Linked DNA regions of Homo sapiens: region 1 is linked to region 2. Evidence: read pairs that join two places in POLR2A ChIA-PET (ENCODE). Cell type or tissue: CD4-positive, alpha-beta T cell. All regions are shown on one strand. Each heading gives the region's core, and the rest is flanking DNA. Links, peaks and the distances in the headings are about the cores only. Region 1 overlaps LONP2 (lon peptidase 2, peroxisomal). Region 2 overlaps LOC124903687 (a long non-coding RNA gene).

The links. ChIA-PET counts read pairs that join two places held together with the same protein. Peaks named below come from ENCODE experiments on the same cell type or tissue, not always from the same donor. Only the 100,000 strongest peaks of a DNase experiment are listed, where the experiment ranks them.
Region 1: POLR2A ChIA-PET joins it to region 2 with 17 read pairs; 14 of 35 experiments call an interaction of 5 or more read pairs at or near these places.

Annotation. Positions count from the first base shown.
Region 1 is chr16:48,317,501-48,320,311 of GRCh38, forward strand. The region is part of intron 11 of LONP2 (lon peptidase 2, peroxisomal); the gene reads left to right. Among named protein-coding and RNA genes, the nearest start is that of SIAH1, 67 kb to the right of the region's middle. RefSeq lists an enhancer at 1,701-2,323. In CD4-positive, alpha-beta T cell, for the core only: no CTCF peak of the experiment used is centred there; DNase peaks (open chromatin) are centred at 291 and 1,381; H3K4me3 peaks cover 723 bases; H3K27ac peaks cover 917 bases.
Region 2 is chr16:48,610,865-48,613,675 of GRCh38, forward strand. It overlaps LOC124903687 (a long non-coding RNA gene), which reads left to right. Exons shown (of 2, transcript XR_007065063.1): 2 at 1-349. Among named protein-coding and RNA genes, the nearest start is that of N4BP1, 2.1 kb to the left of the region's middle. RefSeq lists an enhancer at 779-858. In CD4-positive, alpha-beta T cell, for the core only: no CTCF peak of the experiment used is centred there; DNase peaks (open chromatin) are centred at 1,037, 1,947 and 2,387; H3K4me3 peaks cover 1,277 bases; H3K27ac peaks cover 2,347 bases.

The DNA.
Region 1 (2,811 bases), core at 21-2,520, 290 kb before region 2:
TTGTAGCTTTAGGCTTCTACCTATATAATTGACTATTATAAAATCTCATTTGAGTAGGATCTTTAGTAGCCACCTACTTTGACTGTGATTTGATTTATAAATCCCTTCACAACATTCCTCAGTAAACACCATGCTTTGCCTGTTTGACTTGGTTAACAGACATGTCTTTATAAACTTGGCTATCCATTTTCCAGTCTGTAGGAAAAGAGAAGCTGTAAGTTGGAGAAAAGGCTAGTGGTTGGGTGGTGAGTCATAAGCAATAAGATTTGATGTCAGTGATGACAGGCCTGTCCTCTTATGATAGATTCCTTGAGCCCCCTGCTGACCACAAAGCTTTGGCTGGCTAGACCACAAGTCTGTCTCCCTCAATGACAATTTTTGTAGCTCAATATGGATCCTATTTTGTGTGAGTTGCATTTGGAGATTTGTTGTTTATCTGCTGTATTTGCCTTAGGTGGGACAGTGAAATCAACCTAATGTAGTGGAAGGAAGTAGGTATTACATCCTTAATTCCTTGATATACATCCTTTTATTATGTGGTACTCCCGGGATGTGGTTTTTCAGATTTGGAGAAGAATAGTTAAAAAAAAAAAATGCAGAAAGGATCAAAAGCACTTGATTCTCTCGCAGGGACAGCTTCCTGTTTTGGTTGAGGAAGGAGCTGCACTTAAAATAACTAGCATAAAGCATGCTTAGGGCTTGCTTTCCAGACAACCTCAATTTAAAATGCATCAAAAGCCAGGTGTGGTGGCTAACATCTGTAATCCCAGCACTTTGGGAGGCTGAAGAGGGCAGATCACTTGAGGTCAGGAGTTTGAGACCAGCCTGGCCAACATGGTGAAACCCCATCTCTTCTAAAAATACAAAAATTAGCTGGGCGTGGTGGCACACACCTGTAGTCCCAGCTACTTGGGAGGCTGAGATGGGAGGATCATTTGAACCTGGGAGGCGGGGATTGCAGTGAGCCGAGATCACACCACAGCACTCTAGCCTGGGCAACAGAGCAAGACTCTGCCTCAAAAAAAGAAAGAAAATAAAATTCATCAAAATAAAATATTTGAATTTTACAGCACTAGTTCTTTTCATTCATTGACTTTCATTCTCCCACTTTACCACACCTTTAACTATTGGCAAGAATGTGGTGAGTGGGAGAAAGGTATCCTGCCACGTAAGCAAGTATACCTAGAGCCAAGGGGTCAGAGTGTCACAGAGGAGAGCCACATGCTGATGGGCTTGTGTTCGTTCCCACTCACTGACTATGCAAGCGCCTCTTCTCTTAGCCTTTCTCAGGATGCAGTTCTCCAGGAGGAATCAGCCTTCTGTTGGGCTGCTTTCAGAGCTCTTTGTTGTGGCTTCCTGCCATTGACTTTGCAAGCCCTAAGCATGCTTTATGCTAGTTATTTTAAGTGCAGCTCCTTCCTCAACCAAAACAGGAAGCTGGCTCTGCAAGAGAATCAAGTGCTTTTGATCCTTTCAGCTTTTTTTTTTTTTGACTATTCTTCTCCAAATCTGAAACATATCCATTCTCGTCTACGGCCATGAGTGCATTTATGTTAACAGAAAATGCTAAATTTAATGTTTAGAAAGTAACCTCTGTGGCCAGACATGGTGACTAATGCCTGTAATCCTGGCACTTTGGGAGGCCGAGGCAGGCAGATCACTTGAGGCCAGGAGTTCGAGACCAGCCTGGCCAACACAGTGAAACCCTGTCTCTACTAAAAATAGAAAAAATTAGTTGGGCATGGTGGTGGGTGCCTGTAATCTCAGCTACTTGGGAGGGTGAGGCAGGAGAATCACTTGAGCCCAAGAGGTGGAGGTCGCAGTGAGCCAAAAATCAAGCCACTGCACTCTAGCCTGGATGACAGAGCAAGACTCTCTCAAAAAAAATAAAAAGTAACCTCTGTGCTTTGTGTAACTTTTTGCTAAATTCCTGTCTTTGTCTTCTTGGAACAGTCTTCTACTTGTTACAGGATCTTCCTATCTTTTGGATTTTATATTAGTTTTAATATAAAATTAATATAGTTTTATATTATATAGCCCACTGACATGGCTGTTAGCTGACCTCAGTTCCTTGCTGACTTGGCCAGAGCCTTCAGTTTCTTATCTCTGGTAAGAGGTAATGTGTCTCTCCCTAGGGCAAGGCTGTGACAGCTGGCTTCTCCCAGAGGGAATGATGTGTGAGAGAAGCAGGGAGAGTAAGAATCAAGACAAAACTGCAGTCTTTTATACCCATCACTATTGCCATATTCTCTTGGTCACACAGCCCAACCCTGGTATGATATGGGAGGCACTAACTCCATGGGGATGGGATATCTGGGCACCATCTTGAAGGCTAGCTGACACAGATTATTTTTTGTGCGTGTGCCTGTAAGAATTTTTTGGCCAGGCGTGGTGGCTCACGCCTTTAATCCCAGCACTTTGGGAGGGCGAGGTGGGTGGGTCACGAGGTCAGGAGTTCAAGACCAGCCTGGCCAAGATGGTGAAACCCCATCTCTACTGAAATACAAAAATTAGCCAGGCATGGTGGCAGGGGCCTGTAATCTCAACTACTCGGGAGGCTGAGGCAGGAGAATCGCTTGAACTTGGGGGGCGGAGGTTGCAGTGAGCCGAGATCACGCCACTGCACTCTAGCCTGGGCAGCAGAGTAAGACTCTGTCTCAAAAAAAAAAAAAAAAAAAAGAATTTTTCTAAGCCCGCATTGAAGTTTATACTGTAGAATATCCATCAAACTTGAGCTGATTTCTTATCAAAGACCCAGGTTGCACAGATAGGGGTTAGAAGTTTGGATTCGGTTTTGCATTTTCAGTATTT
Region 2 (2,811 bases), core at 64-2,563:
AAAAAAAAAAAAAAAAAAAAAAAAAAAAAAAAAAAAAAAAAAATTAGCGCGGCGTGGTGGCACATGCCTGTAATCCCAGCTACTAGGGAGGCTGAGGCAGGAGAATCGCTTGAACCCTGGAGGCAGAGGTTGCGTGCGGTGAGCCGAGATTGCGCCATTGCACTCCAGCCTGGGCAAGAAGAGCGAAACTCCGTCTCAAAAAAAAAAAAAAAGATAAATTCAGGAGAGTGATTTCTTCTGTGAGGGAAGAAAGGGGATATGTTATGGGAGAAGCCCGAAAAGTGGGAGTTTGGGGGCTCACTCATGATCTTCCCTGGGACTGGAGCAAATAAACCCTAACCCCTCTCCAGGTCTGTTTTCTGATCTGTAAAATAAAAGAGTACACTCAGTTATCTCTAAGGCCTTTTCCAGGCCTTTATATTCTCTGAGTCCATGAAAACAGATTGTGGAAGATAAAGTGTTGGATTCCTTTCCTTCAGCTAAATATTGTGGCTATAGTAGATAGGGGCTCTGGGAATATTACCTCTCTCTGTTTTAATTTTTCATCTATAAAATGTAGATAATAATAGTACTTCCTATTGTGAATATTAATACAGCACCCAACACTGTAAGTGCTCACTGAACATTATTATTGCTAACTTAAGCAATATATTTAAGGCCTAATTTTCAGGGAAAATCTTTGTGTGGATTATGCAACCACAGTGAACTTGTGGGCCCAGGAGTCTGTGCCATCTGTGTACATCCCTGCTAGAGGAAAAAGAGGAGGAGCTAAAGATGCTGTAGTTGGAAATACCAAGGGGGAATGGTCTCTGTAGGAGGATTTACCCAAGGTAAAACCTATGAGAGATCCAGGCTTCTGGGGGTTTCCATATGTCTCAGAAACTCAGGTGTGGTCTCCCAGTGCCCCACCAAGAAGTGATTCAGCACAGGGAAGAGAACCACTAGGCTCACAGATCAACAGATTCCTGCTCCCCTGGGCTTTTCCCTTGATGTCCACACAACCAGCAGCCTTGCTCCATCAGGTAGATGACGTGGGATTGGCTGAGGCAGGTCAGGTGGCGAGTGTGGCATTGCTGATGCATTGCTTGCAGAACCGCAGTCTATCAGTAAGGCATGTTGTCAACACAGCATGTTATTTCCTGCCTTATTGCACTCACCTTAAACGGAATTGCTATTGTTCAGTGATTAGACAGGGCTTTCCCCAGGGCTGGTTCCTGTTTGCTCCCAGTGACTTCCCTGCTTGCGATTCTTAATTGCTTAATTGTAAGAGGTGAAGAGGGAGGCTGCCTTGAAAAACACACCACAGTGCCTTCCTCTCCCCACTTCCCTCCAAAAAAATCCCACCCAAAACCAACAGAAGCAGTGCATACACACACCCTTAAAAAATGCTGGGCCAAGAAGCTGTGCTAATAAGTCACTGGGTTGGTGTATAATTGAAGATACATAGTTTTGGGAGGTTTTTCCTCCAGTTTTAATTTAAGACTTGCCAGGCTGGGTGTGGTGGCTCACACCCGTAATCCCAGCACTTTGGGAGGCCAAGGAGGGCGGATCACTTGAGCCCAGGAGTTGGAGACCAGCCTGGCCAACGTAGTGAAACCCCGTCTCTATTCAAAATATAAAAAATTAGCTGGGTGTGGTGGCACATGCCTGTAATCCTAGCTACTCGGGAGGCTGAGGCAGGAGAATTGCTTGGACCCCGGAGGCGGAGGTTGCAGTGAGCCAAGATCGCGCCACTGCACTCCAGCCTGGGTAACAAGAGCAAGATTCCATCTCAGAAAAAAAAAAAAAAAAAAGACTTGCCAGTTCATATTTGATCAGCATTTCCCTTTAGGGAACTCTCAAGGTTTCCTGAGTGTAAGGAACAAGGAGAAAGAGAGAGAGAAAAAAAAAATCCCCTTTCAAGAACTTCCTTGCTTCATGCTGTTTCTCACTCAACCACAACTTCCCTCGGTTAACCAGCCTTGCCTATCTGGCTGGCCTGACCAGCCAGGACAGTCGATGCCAGAGATGAAACCTTATGAATTCTGTATTCTAGATACTTTAGCTGTGTTTTTCCTTAATCTCATAACAACCTCAAGAGCCCATAAAATGGTATTGAGAGAATCACTTATTTTTGCTTCTCATATTTTCAAGGACAGGAGGAGATTCCTATTCCATTCCCCAGCGGGGCCAAGTGTGGAGGAACATGTCTATCTAGCTTTCATTCTCCTTTTCCCCAGAGCAGGAGGAGGATTTCTCTGACTGATAACTTTCTGAGAAGGTGGGGTGCTGGGTTGGACCGCCCTGTACCCTGGTAATGGGCTGTCTGCAGTTGCTGTGTTAGTGACTGGGGGTAAAGTATTTTCACTTCAACCACATCCTCCAGTCTAGCTCTTGTCAGCAATGATGATGACATTTTGATCTCTACCTGCTTTTCTTCCTTAGTTCTGAACTCAGAAGGGGCAGAAAGAGTGTTTATTGGTCTCCTAAAACTCCAACAGTGGTTGCTATTGTTTTTCTTCCTGTTTCAAAGATGAGGAAACCAGCCGGGGGTGGTGGCAGGTGCCTGTAGTCTCAGCTACTTGGAAGCCTGGGGTGGGAGGATTGTTTAAGCCCAGGAGTTCAAGGTGTGCCTGGGCAACATAGCGATATCCTGTCTCTTACCTGCCCCCCCACAAAAAATGTAAATTAAGGGGGAAAAAAGAGGAAACAGAAGAATAGAGAAATTCTGGAATGTTCCACAGAGCTAGTCAGTGAAGTGGTAGAAATAGCCATTTGAATCCAGGCAGTCTGACTGTAAGCAGGCAGCTTGGCTTCAAACTGCATTTTAAA